Regions from separate parts of the Homo sapiens genome. Here regions 1, 2, 3 and 5 are each linked to region 4. A link is a contact called in ENCODE Hi-C or POLR2A ChIA-PET data. All regions are on one chromosome and are shown on one strand. Each heading gives the region's core, a stretch centred on a gene start or an enhancer-like site at or near the end of the contact. The rest is flanking DNA. Distances are from core to core; before and after follow the strand shown. Region 1 holds the start of CASP7 (caspase 7). Region 2 has its middle 170 kb from the start of HABP2. Region 3 holds the start of MXI1 (MAX interactor 1, dimerization protein). Region 4 holds the start of GPAM (glycerol-3-phosphate acyltransferase, mitochondrial). Region 5 holds the start of CCDC186 (coiled-coil domain containing 186).

Region 1 (4,566 bases), core at 679-3,178, 1.5 Mb after region 4:
TAATTTTTTTGTATTTTCAGTAGGGACAGGGTTTCACCGTGTTAGCCAGGATGGTCTTGATTTTCTGACCTCGTGATACGCCCGCCTCGGCCTTCCAAAGTGCTGAGATTACAGACGTAAGCCACCGCGCCTGGCCTTGAATTTCTTTACAAAGCAAATTATCTTAGCGTCTAAATGGCTTACTTTACCTCCAACATTTTGGGAACATGGGTATTAAAAAAAGACTAGGGCAGCCACATTAGAAATTGTGTCACTGCTGGTTAAAAATATTCAGGGATTCAGGATTTTCCCGTAAGTTAATCAATTATAATTATTCCCTTACACTTGCCAGGGGTCAGTCTTTTTTTTTCAAACCAAGGAAGCATCCTCACCTGGAGAGATTTGAGCGACAAATACTGAAGTCTCAGGCCCACGGGAAAGCAAGCAAACAGAAAGAGAAGATGGCGTTCTTGCCTGGTATCCGACCACTAAGCATGTACTCCATTCACGCAAGGATTTGGTGGTTCCTAAAAGTAAATACTGTGTCTCTGATATGAATAAAACTACAATTTCTTCTCAGATATTTTACACCTCAGTGTGATTGAGTTTAGTTGCTTCCCTGAGCCAGGGTGAAGAAAGACGTGTGTGTGTGTGTGTGTGTGTGTGTGTGTGTGTGTGTGTTGTGGGGTCAGGGTGAACTAGGTGCGTGTGTGTGTATGAATCCGTGTGTGTGGTGGGTTTCATGAACTAGAATCTGTGTGTTTGTGTGTGGGTGTGTTGGGTCGGGGTGAACTTGAATCCGTGTGTGTGTGTGTTGTGGGGTCAGGGTAAACTGGAATGCGTGTGTGTGTGTGTTGTGGGGTCAGGGTGAACTGGAATGCCTGTGTATGTCTTTTGTGGGGTCAGGGTGAACTGGAATGCCTGTGTATGTCTTTTGTGGGGTCAGGGTGAACGGGAATCCGTGTGTGTGTGTGTTTGGTCAGGGTGAACTGGATAACTGGAATCCGTGTGTGTGTGTGTGTGTTTTGTGGGGTCAGGGTGAACTGGAATCCGTGTGTCCGTGTGTGTGTGTGTGTGTGTGTGTGTGTGTGCGTATGCTGTGGGGTTGGGGTGAACTAGAATCCGTGGAAGTGCTCAGTCTCTCCCGTGTTTGACTGACTCCCGGCCGCATACCCAGTCCCTGACACACGGGGGCGCACAACAAATATTTCCCGAAAGATCCAGGAGCAGCATCTCCACCAGCAAGCTGGGCTGCTGGGTGGGTACTTCCTTCAAAGCTGAGGGAGCGTCCTACGCCCACGCGCGCAGGAGGGCGCCCCCCGCAAAGCAACGTCTAGGAGACCACAGTGGATGCCACAGCGGGCCCGAAGCGGATCAGCCTTGTGGGGTACGCATGCTAATGTAGGCGTGGAGTCCCCCAGGGGGACGCCAGCAGTTCCAGCTGGGATCCAGGTTTCGCTAGGGGAGAGCCTCTGGCTATGGGAAAGGGGTCTCCGAGTTGATGTGAAGGCCCAGGTCGAGGTGTACACTGGGGGCGGGGAAGTGGAGGTGACCACACGAGCGCCCCATCACTGAGCGCCGCCGCGAAATCTGCGCTCTTTGGGTCACTTGGAGCGCGGCCAGTTTGGCAGATTTGTTTTTTTCCCGGAACAACCCGCGGCGGCTCGGCTGTCCCGGGAAACTGCAAACTTTGCTGTGCGCGTTCTCCCGCGCGCGGGCTCAACTTTGTAGAGCGAGGGGCCAACTTGGCAGAGCGCGCGGCCAGCTTTGCAGAGAGCGCCCTCCAGGGACTATGCGTGCGGGGACACGGGTCGCTTTGGGCTCTTCCACCCCTGCGGAGCGCACTACCCCGAGCCAGGGGCGGTGCAAGCCCCGCCCGGCCCTACCCAGGGCGGCTCCTCCCTCCGCAGCGCCGAGACTTTTAGTTTCGCTTTCGCTAAAGGGGCCCCAGACCCTTGCTGCGGAGCGACGGAGAGAGACTGTGCCAGTCCCAGCCGCCCTACCGCCGTGGGAACGGTAACTGCAGCCCCCACCTCGGCCGGCGCCTCTCCAGCCCGCCGGCCGTGCGCGCCTTGCCTCCCTCCTTCCTGCCGGCTTCCTAGTTCCCCCCTGCGCCCCCAGCGTGGTCTAGGGGAGCCTGGTTGAGTGGGACTGAGTGGCCCCGACGGCCTGCGCTGAAACTTTGGGAAGAGGGCCCGTTCCGCTCTCTCCATCGCTTGCCTTGCTCAGCTTGTCCTCCCTTCCCTCCTAGCCGGGGGGCTAGGGGACACCTCGTACTATTCGAGATTTAGGAGAGGAGGGCTCGTGATCTGGCACAGCGGCTAACAGCGAGGGCTCCTTTGCCTGCGTTCCGGTCCCCACCCCTTGCCTGCCGGCGGTGGGACCTCAACCCTCTCTCTGTTAAATGGGAACCACGGTGATCCCCGCAGACTGTTGGCGGGGATGGACAGAGTTGATTATGGTACGCGTTTCGCGGCAGTGGCTCTGTCAAGTCTGAGTACACTGGAGCTGAGCGTCCTTGCTGCAGGGCTCTTAGAGGGACCTTGAGGAGGTGGAAACCAGGCAGGAGACATTTAGACGTGTGGAGTGTTAGGCTCCAGGTGACAGCTTTGCGGTTTATGGAGCAGTAAAATTACTTGTGGGTGATTGTGGGTGTATCATTTCCAGATCTTTATTCTTGAACTTCTGGGCTCCTGGGCTAGTTGACGTGGCCCTCCCTGTTGTCTCAACTTACAGGCTATTTCCTCCTTTTGGGTCTCGCCGGCCTGACCTTCACCCTTGGTACCGCCATTGCCTAGATTCACAGTCCACCTTCTGCCACCTGTAAACTGTGTGGCTTTGGACAGGTTACTTAACGTCTCTGAAGAAGCTAAAGTTTCTGCAATAGCAAAGTAAAGGCCCTGGTCTAGCAGTGCCATGAGCCTTGGGTGACGCAGCGGAGCGCTTGAGTGCCCAGCAGAGCCTCCCTTTCCCCCTCCCAGCTGCTAGAGGCAAGAGGGGGAGGTTTTCAGGTCTTCTCTGTGTGCCCTTTAGGAAGATTTTTATTTGGGCAAGAAGTGAGTCACAAATTGTATGATGTCACTTTTCAGGGGAAGCAGCTGCAGTCCATTTCCCCCTTCATGAAAGTAAAAAGTTCAGACAATAGCTGGGCAGTGACTTCTTACCCAGCTGTGTACCAGTTGCCCCAACATGTGGGCTCCTGTTCAACATGTTTAGAAATAATCACTACAGGAACTTTTTTTCAGTCTCTACAAAATCTTTTTAAAATATGGATGTGGTTTTTAAATATCGGCAAAGGTTGACAGTTGCATATTATCTTAGTCTCGTGGGCAGTGGTGATAATGGGAATATTTCTTGACTATTTAGATTGTGCCACCTAGCATTTTACATGCATTGTTTCATTCATCCTCCCAACCACCTGTGACATAGGTACTGTTGTTTTCCCATTTTACAGATGAGGAAACTGAGGCTTAGAGAGGTCGAGCACTTTTTCTGAGGTCCCATGGCTAATATGTGGAAGAACTGATTCAGCCCCAGATCTCAGGGTTCTCAACCACCCTCTTGGGTCTCCTTGGTTCTGCTGTTTGGACAGCAGTTTATTGAAGGGGCTGAAGGATTTGAAAATACATTTAAGTTAGATTTATAAAGAAAAATGGATTTGGTGCCTGCCATGTACCTGACATTTTTCTATGATTAAAAAAATGATTAAGATGAGGTCTCAGTCTGCAAACAGTGACAATCTTGGTGGCTAATAGTAAGAATAAGAGTTACAGTGACTAACCAAGACTTACTATGTGCCTATCATTGTTAGTGCTTTGAGTGTCTCATGTATTAATTTATTTAAAGAGAAGTTAGACATATTTAACAGTGGGATAAGCAATCTCCCTCAAATGACTGCTCTTTGCAGCCTGGACCTTAAAAAGGGGACAGATATGAGAAAATAATGCCATGTGTACCCTCTACGGACAGCTTGGCAGAACTGAGATAGGTCTGGATTTTCTTGGTGCACTGTGATGATGAAAGGAGGAAATAAGAGGTCAAAACCAGGTCTTGGTTTGACTGAAATGACGTGTCTGAGATCAGGCATTCCCCACTTGGTTACCACCCTGGGCTATGATCGCTCTTTGGAGGTTCCAAAAATCAAGCCCAGTCTCATAGGAATAAGAAAGTAACTAATTGTTTAGCTTTACAGATTTGAAAGAGCCAAGTCCCACCACTGCTGACTTGGATTGTTAGAAGAGACACTTTCTGTCACTGCAGACAGTGTTCAGCATCAACCCAGAAGGATGCGGTAGGTTTCAGACAGAAGACCTAATGGCCTACTGTTTGGAGGGAAAGTTCTAGAAAGCGTCCCATCATTGAGCCACAGAAATCAGCCTGAATTTTACATCTCAGTAGCTAAGTCCAAAGCCCTCTCTTAGTGTCTGAGAAGGATGAGTTTAAGCTATACCCATCCTTTGGTGGAACATTTCAAATGTTTAATGAGTGCACAGTTCTCTCTGCCTGCATCGCTCCCACCTACCCTCTCTGCTTCCCCCTTTTCAGTTCTCAGGTCAGACATTTCCTCCCCTGAGGAGTTTCCCTAAT
Region 2 (4,200 bases), core at 1,417-3,916, 1.2 Mb after region 4:
CCTCTTTCTCTGCCACCCCTACCTCCTCCACCTTCTCCTTTCCTCCTAGTTTTGGGAGTCCTGTAAAATCCTGTATTTACACTGGGATACTGGAAAACTTGGTCATTACCAGCACATAATGACAGGTTGGTTAATTAATGGTGTGCATTCAAAAATGGGAGTAGGACAAACAAGACAGCTAATTTTGATAATGAACAGATTCGAAGCAACCAGATGACAGTGTTCTCTGTATATAGTTCCACACCAGCCATGTTTTTGTTTGGATTCTGTGTTAATTTTAGAAACTGTAAAACACAACATGCCAAATTGGTTGATTGAAATAGTGCTACTTCCCAGAGGCTAACAATCTGTTGTCTCTTGCAAGAGGCAAGAGGTTGCAGCATAAGTGCTTACTTGGTTATAGGCAAGAGCCTCCACGCAAACCGGGGAATTGAGACAGTTGTCCAGGAAATTCAGTGCCTCAGTTAACTGGCTGCTTTGAGTATTTTGATTCTGCTTGATGCCTGTCTGCGTATTCCTTCATTCATTTGTTTATGCTGCCATTCATTACATATTGGTTCAACTCTCTTTGCCAGTATAGACCCAGATTATATTTTGATCGGGAACATTGTCTTTTTAGTCAAAGTTACAAAGAGTATTTTCCCTAAAGACCAGTCAAGGAAGCTGGCCATTTCAAGTAATCTACAAATATTTATTCCTGAAGGAATACTAACTTTTTAGGGACCTTTTAAACCCAACAAAATCTAGTTGCTGGGTTTAAAATGAATAGAAGGAAGGACGGAAGGAAAGAGAGAAGGAAGGAAAGAAGGGAGATGGATTGGTTTGTGATTTTTAATTCAGACAAACTTTGAAGAAACACCCTTTCTTTAAATAATAAATACTGGCTGCTAATTTGTTGAATTTTAAATAATATGATAAAATGGTACTTAAGGAAGCTATACACAACAAAGATAAACATTTTTGCTCTCATGGGATCTCTATTTAAAAGTAGAAAAGATTGTTTTAACAGAGCGTCATATAATAGCAAATATGGTAGCTGGCTTATTAGAAAGTCATAAATGTTTATGTTTGACTCACATTTTGTAAAATGTTGTCACTGAGCGTGGTTATATATGGCAGTTTCTTGTAGTCCGTCTCACTAAAATTAACTGTTCACTAGTAAAAGGTTCACAATACTGGGTATAACTTAATGAGAATTAAAACAAGCTCCTCTTTTCAGCAGAGCTTTTGCTTGAGAGAAAAGTCCCCCCAGAATATCAGGGAGATACTTCAGATAAACATTCAGAATCACCTCCTGGCTAAGCATGTGAGCCAGGAAAAAAAGAAAAAAAAAAAAAAAAAAAAGAAAAAACTCAGTCAAGACCCCCATGGCAAGTGGAAAGGATTTGAAATAGCTCATAATTTGGGCTTTGAGCTATTCTGCAGGGTTGTTAGCTGTTTGGTATGATTCGTTTTATCCAAGAGCAGTTCCGGATTGTCAGGCATCCTCTCTTATTGCAAAGATAAATAAATAGAAATTCAGACATTCGGGGAGAATTTGACTTTTATTTCCTTCTTCCTCATTAGAGCCTATTTGGACCCTCACCCCCACCCCCACCCCCCTTTTAAGCCTTTCCGTTTCATGATAACTCTTTCAAGAAGAGAAACAAGCATAAAACAAACAACAGTTAGAAAGAAGCAACCACCTTGTTGGGGATTCCTGTGAATGTATTTAGAAATGAAACACTTCTTGCTTTTGCTTTAATAAGCATTTAGGAGGCTCTACTATCGGGCCATGAGTAATGAGAAAGAGGTATGGTTTTGATTTACTACTGTAGTTTAAATAGACTTAGAATCCAGTGAAATTGTTTTGTTCTAATTCTATCCATTTTTTTCTCAGTTCACCAACTTCTCAAAGAAAGACTTTCCCCAAGTAGCCGGCATTTTCCCAGTATGATAAGGCAAGCAGCGAGAAAGTTTTGTTGTTGTCTTTGTCTTGCTTTTCCCCACTTCAAGCCTCTGAGGCCCCATGGAAATCCTTGGAGTACACTTGGTTGAGTATGGACCATTCTAAATGAAATACAAATCAAAAGCATCCTTTCACTGGCCCCTTTAGGTTCTTAAGCAGAAGAATGTTCTGATCACTGAAGCCATTTCAAGACCTGAAATTAGAAAGTAATAAAAAATATCACACTCTCCCTGGTGGGTAGGACATATAATTGGTTCCCCAGCAGGACTTCAGCTCCAAGTGAGAAATGCGTAGCCTGTGGATCCTTGCTTTCAGAAGAACCACATGCAAACACTACCAAATAAGTAAAAAATAAGCAAAGGGAAACAGGAAAACCAGAGACAAATTCAGAAATAAATAGCCAAGGGCTAGAAAGAATAAAGAAAAAAAAAAAGCATTAACCCCAGATGTCTTTAAACACAAAAATTTGTGCACAAAACACCAGACGAGACGGTAAGTTTATGTGTTTAGATCAGCTTGGACAAACACCGCTGTTCAGGACTGCAGTTATTTTTTTGGATTCCATTCTGGCTGCAAGATGTTCTTGGGGAGAAAATGGACTGTGCTCACACAATCCTAACTGTTTGGGATTTGACTTAAAAAACTGGCCAGGGCCTTGATTTGCAGCTCACTCTTGGCCTAAGCCCGGCGTTCCAGCCGGTTGGGTTTTGTTGCTCGTGGAGTTTGGAAGCCGAACAGTTGGGGTGTGCTGCGATGGACAGGGCCACTGAGCACACAGAGCCTGGTGCTATGCTGCCACCTTCTGTCTAATGTGTCATAGCAAGAGGTGGCTGAGCTCTGGACTGCCTAGAAAACTCGGTGACTTTCTGCCTTTGAGAGTCAGGTCCTCTATAATCTGCACATTCCGGAGCAGCAGTGCCCTCTCTTCCTGTACACCTGTGGGTTCAAGGCCTTGGGGGCTGGCCCTTTGATAGCTTCTTCCAGAACCCACGCCAGTCTGTTTGTTTGCCTCTCTTCCTCATTCCCTCCCTCTCTCCCTGCCAGATCTTGAAGTTTCCGTAGGTAGAAGGGTCTGGAAAAACGAGGTTGAAGGCAAAGACAGGGCTTTTCGTTTTCAAACGTCAGCACACTCTTGTCTAAATTACTGCCAAAGACAAATGGGATGAAGTGGAGGAAAGGAAAAGTGAGATTGAATAGCAGGAAAAAAGCCCTGACAGCAAGATCTATTGCCCTGTGGAGAGGTGTCCCCAGGGGTGAGCTATTGGTTGAGATATTTAAAACTTGAGTGGACAAAACATTAGACCCTTCACCACAGGGAACAATTCTACAGCAGCCCCTGGGACCTGACCCTCGTGAGCGCAGAGGTCCTTCCCAACTCTAATTTTTTATGATTTCTCAATTGACTTCCCATTCTATAAAAAGTATTCTGTTGCTGCTCAGAAACCCAACTGCTTTGACATTCTGTTTGAGGTCGGGATGGTTTCAATCTACTTTCAGTTGTGTGCAGCATTGAAAATGCCCCTATACCTACTTTTTTTGAGCCAAAGAAATGTAAATTCATATAATTAAGCCTAGAAATATGTATTTGAGGAATGACATAGGGGACACTGCCCTTGACAACTGGCCAAGACATGACTCGCCAAGCACCCGGGGATTTGCTGTACAGCCTTTGACAAATGCTTACCCTTTCTGAGTCACCAGTTTTCATTGGGTTGTCTCACTGGTCAGGATGAGAATATCTGATGCCAGTTGGGAACATTTTGGAAGGACTGTGGTGGTGAAAGAAATAGCTTAGTTCTGCACCTGATTGCCAATCACTCCTTGTTGTGAGGATTGTACACTTCTCAGCTTGCAGGCCTGGATCAGGGGAGACAAAAGGAGGGAGAGAGGTGAGATGTCGGATGTGCGGTCATGGTCTTTGCTTGCAGGTTCTCCCTCCCTGGGGTGACTGGGTTCAGCCATCCAGCTGATTATTTTTAGGCTCTTGTTAATTGCCAGGCATGGAGCTAGGAGCTTGTGTGTCAGAGTGGAAGTGAACAAAAACAGTGGAGAACAAATGGAGTCCTCAGGGATACCTATCTCAGTGGCTTCGAACTGTTCTTAGGGTAAAGTTTAAAATCCCACATTCTGCAAAGCATCAGGTGATCTGGCCCTTCCTGCTTCTTTGATCTCTCCTTGGACCTTTCTCCAGCAGGCTGAGTTCCCTCAATTTTCCTTGGTGAGCTCTGTTTCTTCTCATCTCAGTGCCTGCC
Region 3 (4,693 bases), core at 2,017-4,516, 2.0 Mb before region 4:
GACGAGTGACGGATTTAGGCAGAAAAGGCTGGTGAGTGGGGAATAGATGAGGCAGGAAGAGCAAGGCTAAGGAACCCAAGAGAGCCAAAATGGTCCATGACAGAGGGAAGAGCATCCCATCCCAATGCAAGGTGGGTAGGTTTCGATGGCAACGCATCCATCGCCTTCTCAGTAATTAACCAGCCTCTGTGTACATAAAGACATAATTATAGGCCAAACAACTCCTTTGATGTAAGAGTATAGAACGTCTGGGGGGAAAGGGGCAAATAAAAGAAAGAACAATCTTGCTTTAATATACAAACAAGGTCCATGGAAAGGTATTGCCAAACAAGCAAATAAGCCAAACAAACAAATGAACAGAGTGTTGGGAAAGCAGGACCCAGGCCGACTGGGCACCCAAGATATCCCGGGCCCTCTGAGAGCATTCTAGCTGACTTCATTGGGCATTTCTGCTTTTCTTTCAAAGAGTTCACATGTGTTCTCATCAGAATGGCTGTATTCACATCCCCTACCTGTTCTATGCAGAAATTCTCAGCATTTCCAAAGGGGCCTGTTTACTTCTGGAATCAAAACCCCAAAGAAAGGGGGGGTTGCAAAGGGTTTGAATGGCTCCTCCTGGGAAGCAAATCTAATCGGGAATGGAGCTGAGCTTGTAACCCAGCATCCTGGATGCCTGTCCTGTGATATAACCCCTGAAACACCACTCTTTCTGTTGGGGCCAACTTTATTAGAGAAATCTGTTAATTGGGGAACGGAGCGGGAGAAGGGAGAGAGCAATGGGATGTTAATATGATTTAACACTTGATGGGCTCTGAAAACAAATAAGGAGGGGGCTTCGGGCTTTAGCTTGGCACATTCGTCGTTCCACATACGTGTTACCAAAATGAATATATGCAACTAAACTATATGCGAGACTCTGGGGGCACAGTAACACAGACTTTGTGAAACAAAAAGGCATTTCTCCTGCTTCCACTGTGTCTCTTGTGGTGCCATTGTCTGATGCTAAGAACTCACATAATAACAAAAAACAATGCCCCTATGATGGGGGGAAAACTTGATTTGGCACCAGCCGTGGTGTTTTCCATGGGAATGATGGTGGGGGCTGTGGCCGACTGTGGGAATAGTGCAAATCAGCACTTTTTTGTAGATTTTCTTCAAGCCATTGTTTATTTTGGCTTTGGTCAGATCCGTGGCCCAGCTTGAAGATTCCCACTGGGCTTTCTGAAACTCGCAGACCTATGAGAGATGGAACAGGGATAAATAAATAATTACAAAACACCCTTCCCCCACCATGGCACTCATGCATGCGTGTGCCTGTCTTGGTGGTGCATGTATGTTGCAGTACTATACATCTGACCCATGCCACCAATGGGCAATTAAAGAGAAAGCAAGGTTTTCTCTGGGCTTAGCTGGTTCATTGTCTCAGTACCATCTTTCATTTGGGGCAAGAGAGATCAGAGCTGTTTCACACAAGGGCCAGTTTTTGCAAAATGGCATTGGAGAAAGCTTGTTTGAAACTGTGCATACATGAGGTCTTCCTAACATTTTTAGATGTTTACAGGCATTTCAACACGAATAACTCAGGTTGTGGTTCTCACAGAAGCAAAAAATCAGTAATTGTTCTAATAATGGAAGATAAACTTTTTTTTTTTTTTTTTTTGAGACGGAGTCTGGCTCTGTCGCCCAGGCTGGAGTGCAGTGGCGCTATCTCGGCTCACTACAAGCTCCGCCTCCCGGGTTCACGCCATTCTCCTGCCTCAGCCTCCGGAGTAGCTGGGATTACAGGCATGCGCCACCACGCCCGGCTAATTTTGTATTTTTGGTAGAGACAGCGTTTCTCTATGTTGGTCAGGCTGGTCGCGAACTCCCAACCTCAGGTGATCTGCCCGCTTTGGCCTCCCAAAGTGCTGGGATTACAGGCGTGAGCCACTGCGTCCGGCCATCAAGAGTTTTTATGACAATGTGTATGAAGCTGCCTTTGAGTAGGGTGGCTGCATCGCACACCTCCAGGGGGCAGCATTGTCTTTGTCCTCTATATAAATGGTTCCCCTGGAGGAAAACTCCAGGTGACCTTGCAAAGTAACCATATTTAGATGGGCTTGTCATAGAGATATTTTCCAAGGAAGTGCAGAAGAGTCTTGTTCACTACATCTTGTTCCTTTCTTAGATACAAGTTACATCAGAATAGGGGACTCAGGCTCTTGCCTGGGTCTGGATTGGAAGAAAAAGAGCTTACCATGGGCCAGAGTGTGCTAAGTCAGATACAATACACAAGCATCTTATCACACATTTCAATGATGTGGAAACTTAGGCCAAGAGAGGTTAAGGGACTTGTCCAAGCTCACACAGTCTGTATGCAGCAGAGCTGGGATTTGAACCCTTTCCTATGGCACCCTAGAGCAGCCTTCAATCATCCCCTGACACCTCCAGTACTTCCCAGGGCTGGAAAGCATCCATGATTGCGGACAGCAGTGGCAGTGAAACAATGTCAGCTGGGGTAGGGGTTTTCAGAGGCAAAAGGTGGAATTCAGCTGGGGAGGGGGGTGGTTCCTGAGCTGCCACTTCTGCCTCTCAAATTAAAGGGAGCCAGGTGTGGAGGCATCCTGGTGTGAGCTTTGCACAGCTGAACCAAGGCTGGGCAGAGGAGTGTGGAGAGGGATGCTGACATCTCCTCCCACTTCTGGAAAATAACTTTGCATTTGAAGGGAGAAAGGCATGAGTAAATCTGTAACTCGGATTTGGACGGCCTGGGATTTCATTTGACTGTGTGAAGGCACACACAGGTGCCTCGCAAGTGTGTGCGTGATTACGTATGTATGTGTGTCTGTGAGTAGGAGTGTTTGTGTTGGGGGTGGGGGGATCTTCTGGTTACACACTGGTTCCCTTCTTCCCATTTGGATTGGGGAGCTTTTATTTATTTATTTTTAAGTCATAGCAGCCACCATGTATGGGGACCTAACTATGTGCCAGGCATTGTGCTGGACACTTTCTGAGGCATTATTTTTCTGTGAAAAAAGTAGTTTGTTTTTATGCAGGTGCACCCAGAGACATCAGGTATTTTTTTCCATTCCGGTTAAAAGACAGTGTTCTACTCTGTGGTAAGCCTTGGGGAGAGGCAGGGAAGCCTGCGGGGACGGGCAGGGGCGGTCCCTGCCTCGCTCGCTAGTCTCCACCTTTTATTTTGACCGGTCCGATGGCGACAGGCTCGCACTAGGACCCAGGCGCCAGAGTGCCTCCGTCTGTCCTGTAGGTTCATTCAATCTCCCATACACACAGACTCACAGCGAGACCGACACACACTCCCATACACTCACACACACAACTGCAGGCAGCGAGGCTCGGGAAGTCAGGCCGGCTTTTCGCCCCGGCGCCTTCTCTGCTCCAGCCGGCCGGGTCTCCCTGGGGGCCCGGAGCTCGGCCGGGCCGCGCAGCCCCGTTAGAGGACGAGCTCGGCGGACCCCCGCTCCTCCATGGGCAAACGCGGGCGGCCGCGCAAGGAGGCGCGCTGCGAGGGCGCGGGGCTGGCCCCCGCCGCGCCCCCGGCTGTGCCCCCCGCCGTGGCCGCGCCCCAGCCCCCGGCCCTGCCCGAGGACCCCGCTGGGGCCAAGCCCAGGTGCCCCTTCTCAGACATTTTCAACACCAGCGAGAACTCGATGGAGAAGCACATCAACACTTTTCTGCAGAACGTGCAGATTCTGCTCGAGGCCGCCAGCTACCTGGAGCAGATCGAGAAAGAAAACAAAAGTAAGTTTGGGGGCCCCTGCTCTTCCTCGGCGCCCGGTTCTTTCTTTCTCGCCCACTTGGGCGACCCCTGTTGCGAGCTCGGCCCGTCCCCCCCCCGCCCAACATACACATCCAGCCCTTGGCAGTAAAGCCGATGACACCGGAGAAAGGACACGCACGCACAAAGCTGCTAAAGATGTAACAAAGACGGGCGAGGGGGAGAGGGGCCTGTCGGTGCGTCGGTCTGTCCTCTCCGGCGGGCTGGGGCTGGGAGGATGGCCCAGCGGAGGAGCGGGGGAGTGTTGTTGTTTGCTGACAACTGAGCCGAGAGCTCATCTCTTTGAGGTCGCTTTTCTTCCTTTTTTTTTTTTTTTTTTCCGGAGCCTTCTCAGGCAGACAAGTGTTGTTTTTCTGTTGCTCGTTCCTGGGTGGGGTGGGGATTAGAAGCCGAAAGTTGGAAACCATAGGCAGAGCTCAGAGGTTCCAGAAAGAAAACACACAGACACACACTACAACAATAACAACCAAACAGCTCTCCACGGCGTGGGCTCGGCTCTGTCTCTCTCTCTCCCTCCTACTTCGCCTTTTTCCTTCCCTCTAGCAGCAGGACTGGGCTCAGGCCATCACGTCTACGGACACAGTCCCCCTGCACGTCCGTTGCCGTGGGGTGCCACCGCCGCCCCCCCCCCCCCAAAGAAGGAGGCCGGCGGGGCCAAGCAACGCCAGCAGCTCGCCCCGGACACGCCGTCCTGAGCCCGGGAAACTTGGCCGTGGGGACGCGGCTAGAAGGAAACTTTGGGATCTTTGAGAAACAATAGTTGGGGAAGAAGGTGTGGGCTGTTCTGTGCTTTTTCTTTATTTTCCGGGAGACGGCTCTTGAGTGAGCGCACAGGGCAAGCAAGGCAAACGCCTTCCTGGTCGATTTCTACTCCCCCCACCCGCCCACCCCCAGATTCACGTGGATAGTAGT
Region 4 (4,369 bases), core at 1,054-3,553:
ATTTTGTTTTCTAACATAATCAGTGTACATAAATTTTCTAACCATTTTTTCTTCCCAATATAATGCCATAAAATTTTTTATTAGGCTTCATAAACATACCAGTTTCTGTAGCTATTAATCTTGATGTGATATTATGTTGCTGCCAGTATTTGCACCTTCATAAACATCATTGAAATGAACATTTTTAGGCTGAGTGCTTTTAACTCTTATCCTAAACTTACCCATTCCTCACTTGTGTGCTTACATCGACCAACACTGTATTCTGATGAATGTGGCAGATAAGAAACATCTATTGTACCAAGGGTCAGTGCAGATTCATCCATGTCACAAAGTGTAATTCCCAAATCATGTGCTATAAAAAATAGGTACCATTTAAATTAACAAGGAATCGAGAGAGTAAATACTAGAACTCAAAATTCTGATTTCTACATTACTTTGCTCCACAATGGGATATCACATGAACTGACAGACTTCTACCATGTTGAGTCACAAGGTAAAAACTGACTTTGATGTGTTTATATGAACACAGTTAGGCTTCCCTGACTAGAAAAAAAAAAAATCAGCATTTGTATTCTAAGACTTCCTGAATATATAAGGATACAACATTGTATCCTTTGTATCCACACAAAATAGCTATGAATAGTATCCAAACAAAACATAGTATGCAAACAAAATAGTATCCAAACAAAATAGCTATGAATTGTATCCAAACAAAATAGCTATGAATAGTCATTTGCAAATGAAAATAAGAGCTTATTCTTATTTCATTTTTGTTAATTGAATAGTTCCTGGCAGAAGGAAGGCATGTTTATTTAATTAAGGCAATTAGGGCACCCCTTAAGTTCCCGTACTTAAATTAAGATCTTAATTTTCTTGTGATGTCCTAAAAGAACATTTTCACTTTTAATACAAAGGTAATACAAAGCTACAAAGCTCTGAAAGAAAAGCACACTATTTTGAAATATCTGATGTATAAGTTTTCATCCTTTTCGATAAGCTTTTTTCTACCCTAAGGAAAAAGATTCACTAAGAGTAAACTCCTAGAATAGATATTAATCCAAAATATAAAAACTTTCAAACATAATCTCTAGCCTCACATTATTTTTGCTTTTGGCTGTTTCTCACCTGGCCTAAAATTATTCCTTTAAAATCCTGAAAGGTCATGTCTAGATTAACAGTGTTCCTTTGGAAGGCATATTCCAATTTCTTTACAATCCCCACATGGGTTGGCTACAGTCACTGTTATTCTCGGCATAACCACCTATGTCCTTAAAAATTTAACATAAGTACAATCTAACATAACAGGCTAGGGGAGAGAATAAACCAATGCACCTGGGATGAAAGTTCTTCTGTTTCATAACATAAAACTTCAGGACTCAGCTATCAGTTTCGGGTGCAGAATGTCCATACAACAGGGGAGCCGCTGCTGCCTGAGAAAATGAAGTGAAGAGAGGATGAGGAGAGGACAAAGAGGCTCGTTTGTGCCAACAGGAGGTCCACGTTTTGCACTTCCTCCCTCCGCACAGTTCGCTCTAGGTCAAGGAGTAATAAAGAAGCAATATCCCAGAGGCACCAGCCAGCAGCATGCGCTGAGAGAAGCTGACTAGAGGATCTGAAAAGGACAGAGGCTGGAAGACCAGCTGTGAGGTTTAAATCTTCCACTGCTTACCATCTGTGTGATTTTTTATTACCATAAGTTGGTTAACTTCTATGCCTTAGTTTTCCCATCTGGAAAATGGGCAGAATGATAGCTCTTAACCTCCTGGATTGTTGAGAGGACGGAATAATATAAACAAAGGGTCTACCACAGTGTGTAACACACAGTGAGCGCTCAGTCCAATCAATGGTAACGCTGTCATTAATTATCTCCAGCATACCGGCTGCTCTCAGAGTACCCCTTACTGCCTCAATGTTCCCTAGGGACCCAGGCGGGCTGGCTGGCGGCGCCTCCGCGCGTGCAGATACTTAGGGGACTGAGTCCATAAGGACTCCTTCCAACCCAGGGGAACCCATGCCCCAGCGCAGTCTCCCCAGGAGAGATGAATCCTGATCCCCACCCCTGCACGAGCCCGACCGATTTCTCAGGGAGAAGACCGGAGCTCGGGTGTCAGGGAATAGGGGACACGACTGCCCCAGCAACTTGCAGGAGTCGCACCACCTCCATGCACTTGTCCCGGCGCTCCCGGCCCGAGTAGCCTCCCGCAGCCCACACCTGCCCTGGCAGTTCGCACCCTAGCAGCTCCAGCTTCGGCTGCTGCAGAAGCCCGCACTTCCAGTCCCGGCCAATGCCAGCTGCAGTGGCGCACCCTGATGACGCAACCGGCGCGTGGCATTGACGCGGGGCCGCCGGCTAGCCAGCGCCGGGGGCGGGGCCCGGCCTGCGAGCCTCAGGGAGCGTGAGCGGATCCGAGGGTGTAATGTGTGTACTCGAGTGTGCGTGCCTGTGTGTGGCTAAAGATAGTGTGTGAGCGCCTGGACAGATGGTTACCCTGCCTAGGCCATGCGTGTGTGAGTGTGTGTGGGTACCTCATTCTGCTTTGTGTAAATTCAGCTTATCCGGGAGCTTGTCCCTCTTCCAGGCTCTGTTGGGAATGTGCGCGTGGGCTATCAGGTTATGTGTGTGGTCTGACTTTTTATGAGATCTGTAAGACTATGTAGGATTTACTACGAATGGGAGAGGCAGGGATTGCAAATGGCCATGTTGTGTAATTTCTACCAAAGTGGCTGAGTGCCTTTTCCTTTAAGGAGGAAAATGAGATATGAAAAGAAGCAAATAAGGCTTGTAGTATAAAAAGCCTCAGTTAGGAGAAATAAGGGCTTTTTTCCCCCTTCGGACTATATGTTACACAGCATGGTGAATATAGTAAATAATAATGTATTATACAGTTCAAAATCGCTAAGAGTACATTTCAAAAGTTCTCACCATGAAAACTGAGAAGTATTTGAGGTGGATATGTCAATTAGCTTGATTCAGTTATTCCACATTGTATTCATAAGTCATAACATCGATTTGTACCCCCTAAATATATGCAACTATTTAGATAGTTTAAAATTTATAGCAATCCAGTCTAGCCAGCTAAGATGGAGCAACAGGACTGAATTTACTCTCCTGCCTAAAACAACTAAAAACAAAAACAAACAGGCATTTATAAGACAATGGCTTTTAAACGTTGTGCTGGACAGTGGTCCTTGAGGAGGGAAAACAAATGAGGTGAGCCCTATGATTGCCTTGATTTACTAACTAGAGGGAGCAGCCAAAAAGAGCTAGGCAGACTCCCTGAGTTGAAGAGATAGAACTGGGAGAGCAGGGAGGCCAAAGCAGCTGGAACTGTGAGTTGTATATCAGAAAGGAGAAAGCTACACAGAGAAAGAAGGAGCTGTGGAGATCTACAACAGATCTCACTCCAGTCTTCCGCTGATTAGAGCATGTGTGTGAGGAAGCTACCTAAGGGCAGGAAATAATCATGTATGAAGAAAAGAGAGAGCAATTACTAAAGTTTGCACAGGGTAGGAAATTAATTCTGCTCCCACAAGGCAGAGTAGAAAGATACCCAGTGATTATACAGGACCAGAAATAGTGCCTGATCCTGGCACCCCGACTGGAAAACCTCATAATTCACAACTCAAATGGTTTTGCTTCAGTAGTGGGGCAAAATTAGCTCTAATGTAAAAGCTACTCTGATTCTATCTTAGAAATCTTAAAAGCCAGCCACCAAAGGATTAAACCGTTTTTGAGAACAAAGTGTCCCAGAGCAAAGCACAAGAATATTTACAGGAAATTAAAAATAACCAACACCTAACAAGGTAAAATTTGCAACATCTGGAATCCAAACAGAATTATCAGGCATGCGAAAAGAAGCAGGAAATGAGAAAAAAAAATCAACCAATTGAAATCATCCCAGAAATGACAGAGATGATAAAATAAGAGAACAAGGACATTAAGAAAGTAATTATGACTGTATTCAATGTTTTCAACAAGTAGAAAAAATAAACTGAGCATGGGAAGTAGAGATGTGAAAAATCTTTAAAAAAAAAAAAGACACAAACCAAACATCTAGGAGATAATAAAACCACATCTAAGATTTTTAACACCCTAACACACACACACAGACACACACACACACACACACACACACACACACACACACACACACAGGATTAATAGGTTAGACATTACTAAAAAAGAAACAGTAAAAAACCTGACGGGAGGCTGAGGCAGGAGAATGGCGTGAACCCAGGAGGCAGAGCTTGCAGTGAGCCAAGATTGTGCCACTGCACTCCAGCTTGGGTGACAGAGCGAGACTCTGTCTCAAAAACAAAAACAAACAAACAAAAAAAAACTTGAAAGCATTGTGATAGAAACTATCCA
Region 5 (4,246 bases), core at 1,026-3,525, 2.0 Mb after region 4:
ACATTTTTTAAATCTCAGTAGCTAAGAAAGTTCAAAGCAGTTTGAAACAATAGATTAAATTATCTATGATCTCACTGCTGCCCCTAAAATGAATACTAAGTATAACATTTGCAATACTGTAAACTCAGTGATATGTTTATGAGAAATTGAAAAACCAGCTTTAGTTATTTTAAGGTAGAGATAAAAGAAAAACCTAAGTTTTACTAAAAGAAAAAAAATTTCAGGGTAAGGATTCTTACTTTAACACGAAACTGTTGCATGAATTTGAGAAACTAGTGCAGATTACCAGTCCTTCTTCAAAGGGAAAGATTATTTTCTAAATCTCCAAATAAAGCTGCTTTGTGCTTCAACCTACTGTCTCTTCCTGGAGTCAGTATACTGCAATGCTTTTATCTTCACTCTGTGATGTCAGCATAAAGCTGCAAATAGATGTTTCTAAACTGAACATACTAAGCAATCATTAGCTATGCTGTCACTGCATAGCATTAAAGGACAACTCTACTTTATGGGTGAAAGAACTAAAAGGTTAGAGTGGTCACTGTGATACACACCAGCCAACCCTTTCCGTTAGCAATAAATAGGACTCAAAAGCCAATGACACACTATGGAATCTCCACTGTTTAAAGAAACCTTAAGTTTATATGCAGTTATTCTGAATTTAACAGGGCCTTTAAAAAACAAACACAATCCATGCATTTCCAGGGAGAATCTTCAGTAATCATACGTTTGCCTATTATGCTGTAAAAAGTTTTAATTCTTAATACTGCAAGATTCGTGATCTAATATCTTCACTGCATTAAAAATAACATGAAAAGACCAGAAATAAAAGAGAAAAATGAACCTAGCCAATCATTACTGTTTTTTATTTGTGTAATGTTGGATAAAGAATTGAAGTTACACAGGGAACAGTGTACATTACACACAGAGATAGTTCAGTTTCACTATCAATCTCTCTTGAACCTGAATCCTTCCCACGAGATGAACACTCGGTAAATATTAAGGTGTACTTGATAGTTGGGAAAGCCACACCCACAACTAGCATACCTAAATAGATAATAGCAGATTAATTTCTTCTGAATGACTACCAGCACACCTCTTGAAACCCTGATTTACTGAACACCTTAGAAGACAACACCCGGCCTATCGTTTTGGAAGAAAAAAAAGCTGGGCATCAAAGGAACATGACACACATGCAGAGAAAACGGCCAAGTACCTGGGACTGTACTGCGTATTTTTACTATATTCTCTCTTCTGATTTCCACAGGTAACAAGATTATCAAGTGAAAGAAGTAGGATTCTAATCCAGATGTTCTGACTCGAAATCCAGGACTTTTTCCTCTAAACAAAATCAAGATGGGAATATTAGGTGAAGTTGTTAAACTGTTAACAGCTAAGCAATACTCACACCTGCACTGTTTCCCAAGATTGCTACTTAGGGACACGTAGAAGGGTTTTTGTTTTGTTTTTGCCATTTTTCATTACTGATGGAGACATAAATCTGAAACCCCTTCCTTACCAACCAAGGTTTATGAAATGCCTTGACGTCCTTGAAAGACAACATAAAGAACAGTATCCACCACTCCAAAGAATCACTTCTAAGGAACTTAGAATCACAGTAATGGAAGTGTTTGGAAGAGGGTAACAAGTCTTCACAACAGTAAATATAAAACACCCACATACAGTCAACTTGAGACGAAAAACGAAATAGGCGATTGAGTCTAGGAAAGATTCTCGAGCAGGTAGGGCTTGGCTGCAGTTCACACGCAGCCCAGGCAATGGGCTCGAATTCAGACGCTCTCGAGGCACAGCCCCCACGACCCCCGCTGACCCCTCTTTGCCACCTCCAAGGTCCCGGAACCGAAGGAGGAAGGCAGGGAGAGGAAAGGGCTTGAAACCCGTTCCCCAGCCCTCCCCTTCCTCCGCGCCCTCAAAGGAGCCAGGCGGGGAGCCCGCTCGACCTCGACCTCCACCTCGCACTCGCCCTCGCCCCCGCCACGGAACGTGCAGGAAGGAGCGGAAGGCTGGCAGCCCCACCGCACCGCCACCGCGACTCACCGGTGTGCCCCGAGTACCCCTCAGACACTTACCCCACTTATCCAAGCCTCAGGCCACGCCCTAACAAGGCTGCTGGAGCTCTGGCTCAGGGGCCAACTTTTCCATAGCGGGGTCCAACCAGCCAAGAGTGGGAGGAAAAGACCGCGGTGAGAAACACAGCCGACGCCTCACTCAGCGGCCGTTTCCCCAAACCCCTGCGGAGCTGACACATCAACAAAGATGGCGGCGACACTGAAGCCGGCCCGGTTACAGCTGAGGGGGCGGGGGCTCCCTGGAGGAACCAATCAGCGCAGCGCGGGCGGGGTGACGCAGCACACCTTGAGGTCCTGGGTAACCTGTCTGCAGTGGGCTGGGCTGGCGGAGCTCACCTCCCACCTCCCGGCCCAGGAGGCCCCACCTTGCGGCCCGAGAGGCCCCGCCCCGCACTCCGCCTGGCTGGGCACCCACGCCTCCGCGACCTGGAGAGCCGGGTCTCCTGCCCTTTGGTCGGGTTCTTCCTTTCAAGCTCCTCCGGACCCACGCAGCCTGTTTCTTTCTGCAGGACGCTCTTGTTGGCTATTACTCCTCCTCACCCTTTGGCCTGCATGAGTCAGGGACATAAAGCAATAAAAGAGAATTTGAAATTGTGGCTTCCCGGCTCTCATGCGGAAACCTTGCACCTTACGTGGGCGGAGTCGGCTGGAGCAGGCTACGATGGGGGAGACCTCTGGGGGTTCCATAACAGCGCGTTCGTGTCTTCAGCGTGGCGCTGCTGCCATTGTTTAATAATAAACTGTCGGTGCCTTCGTCTCTGGCTTCAAGCTGAGCGCATTGATGGTAGGAAGTGTCCTCTCCCGGCTGAGTAACCTGGCACGCAGCATGGCAACAAAAAGTGTATTGGGTACAGTTGCCTCGCCCGGCCCAGAGAAGGAAGGTCAGCAGTTCAGTCTCTGGAGGTTTCGCAAACCTCCTCAGTCCGGGGAAACGATGTTCTTTGGTTTAGGTCTTACACATATCTCATGAATGAAAATAGCTGATGCAGACGATTCTGCAATGTAAGAATTTGTAAAGCAAAACTTACTACTGTTCTGTTAAGCGTCTTCGATACTGTTGGCAAAACACACACACGGAGGTGTAATGGCACCTCACTCCTCCTTAAATGAAGGTACTACACTGAAGCACATTTTGCAGTTAAAGTGTCTTGTCATAGAAAATAAATGATTTGACTTTAAAACAATAAATCGACCAAGCCTTCCTAGGGAGACATTAATCCAAGGGGAAAAAACTGAAGAAACCTTAAGCTGTTTTCGGTACTCGTCAGTAATAACATAGGTATTACTATTTCTGAATATTTCTGAATTTATAATTAGTATAAAGTATATAAATATATCTTTGTGAACCAAGTTTTTCACCATAAGAGAAAAGAAATACAAATATAAACCAAAGACATTATATTAAAATTCTGCAATCCTATATTTGAATTTACAAATATCAGAATTAACTCATGGTACATTTTTTTCGTGAAAAAAAAGGTGTGTCCACTGAAAACTCTTAGAACAGTGACCAACCCATTGCACACTCCTATTCCCCAGATTGTGATCTCTAAAGAGCATTGCCCAAAAAAAGTTACCTTGGCTTCTCTTGGAGGTTAAGTGCTGATTCCCAGTAGGGGCAAGAAATATGCAAGATAGCCTAGGACATATTGCTTGTAGCAGAAAGCAAGGAAGAAAAGCAAAGATAACATGAACTGTACCCAAAAGACTCAGAAGGCAGTTCAAAGATGCCCCAACTTCTCAAACAGGACAAATTTAGCATTCAAAAATAATAACAGCAACTGGTTGAGACGCACTATGTAAAAAAATCAGTGAGTGCATTTATTTTTTTTAATGTCATTGACCCTCTTGGAAAGATGCCAACAAGTCATTACAATCTGAGAACTGATAAAGAATCAAGCATTCATCCTACCTTTCCTGTTGCAAACTGAATGTCAATCAAATAGTCAATGTGGGGAAGCTCTTCTCTGTAGAACTCCATGTAATAATTGCAGAAAGAAAGATAGATGATCACCATTTTGCAAACCCTGATGAAATAATGGATCTAGGTAATGGTCATCTGTGAATCTAGAACCATTAGATGAAAAACTGATAGGAAGCTTCGTATTGTAATGGATGGATGGGGCTGGCACCACTTGAACCTACTAGATCAATCTTAA

The links. Hi-C counts contacts between places; a loop is a spot of excess contacts on that map. ChIA-PET counts read pairs that join two places held with the same protein, here RNA polymerase II (POLR2A). Pooled maps may share reads with other maps.
Region 1: a loop to region 4 is called in a map of CD8-positive, alpha-beta T cell, with 19 times the contacts of the local background. The contact joins the promoter of CASP7 here to the promoter of GPAM in region 4. A Hi-C loop is called at or near these places in 2 of 168 maps with a recorded cell type or tissue (CD8-positive, alpha-beta T cell and naive thymus-derived CD4-positive, alpha-beta T cell), 2 of 37 single-sample maps with no recorded cell type and 11 of 50 pooled maps.
Region 2: a loop to region 4 is called in a map of naive thymus-derived CD4-positive, alpha-beta T cell, with 7 times the contacts of the local background. The contact joins the enhancer-like site here to the promoter of GPAM in region 4. A Hi-C loop is called at or near these places in 2 of 168 maps with a recorded cell type or tissue (IMR-90 and naive thymus-derived CD4-positive, alpha-beta T cell) and 12 of 50 pooled maps.
Region 3: a loop to region 4 is called in a pooled map, with 5 times the contacts of the local background. The contact joins the promoter of MXI1 here to the promoter of GPAM in region 4. A Hi-C loop is called at or near these places in 11 of 50 pooled maps. POLR2A ChIA-PET finds 5 or more read pairs at or near these places in 2 of 52 experiments (CD8-positive, alpha-beta memory T cell and activated CD8-positive, alpha-beta memory T cell).
Region 5: a loop to region 4 is called in a map of CD8-positive, alpha-beta T cell, with 8 times the contacts of the local background. The contact joins the promoter of CCDC186 here to the promoter of GPAM in region 4. A Hi-C loop is called at or near these places in 3 of 168 maps with a recorded cell type or tissue (CD4-positive, alpha-beta T cell, CD8-positive, alpha-beta T cell and naive thymus-derived CD4-positive, alpha-beta T cell), 3 of 37 single-sample maps with no recorded cell type and 11 of 50 pooled maps. POLR2A ChIA-PET finds 5 or more read pairs at or near these places in 1 of 52 experiments (PC-3).

Annotation. Positions count from the first base shown.
Region 1 is chr10:113,677,984-113,682,549 of GRCh38, forward strand. It overlaps CASP7 (caspase 7), which reads left to right and starts at 1,929. Exons shown (of 7, transcript NM_001227.5): 1 at 1,929-1,995. RefSeq lists enhancers at 2,515-2,804, 4,423-4,552.
Region 2 is chr10:113,382,590-113,386,789 of GRCh38, forward strand. No RefSeq gene overlaps it. Among named protein-coding and RNA genes, the nearest start is that of HABP2, 170 kb to the right of the region's middle. RefSeq lists an enhancer at 1-63 and a silencer at 2,721-2,830. Within about 2 kb of position 2,667, at least 8 of the 41 ENCODE cell types and tissues checked have a DNase peak (open chromatin) inside an H3K27ac peak, as active enhancers do.
Region 3 is chr10:110,204,339-110,209,031 of GRCh38, forward strand. It overlaps MXI1 (MAX interactor 1, dimerization protein), which reads left to right and starts at 3,267. Exons shown (of 6, transcript NM_130439.3): 1 at 3,267-3,744. The coding sequence starts at 3,471. RefSeq lists an enhancer at 1,348-1,848 and a silencer at 3,438-3,517.
Region 4 is chr10:112,181,462-112,185,830 of GRCh38, forward strand. GPAM (glycerol-3-phosphate acyltransferase, mitochondrial) reads right to left here and starts at 2,304. Exons shown (of 22, transcript NM_001244949.2): 1 at 2,232-2,304; 2 at 1,333-1,430; 3 at 222-352. The coding sequence starts at 323. RefSeq lists a silencer at 2,222-2,451.
Region 5 is chr10:114,171,928-114,176,173 of GRCh38, forward strand. CCDC186 (coiled-coil domain containing 186) reads right to left here and starts at 2,276. Exons shown (of 16, transcript NM_018017.4): 1 at 2,088-2,276. MIR2110 (microRNA 2110) reads right to left here and starts at 2,252; the gene lies at 2,178-2,252. It also overlaps a transcript of TDRD1 not described here. RefSeq lists enhancers at 1,958-2,486, 2,082-2,281 and a silencer at 2,342-2,611.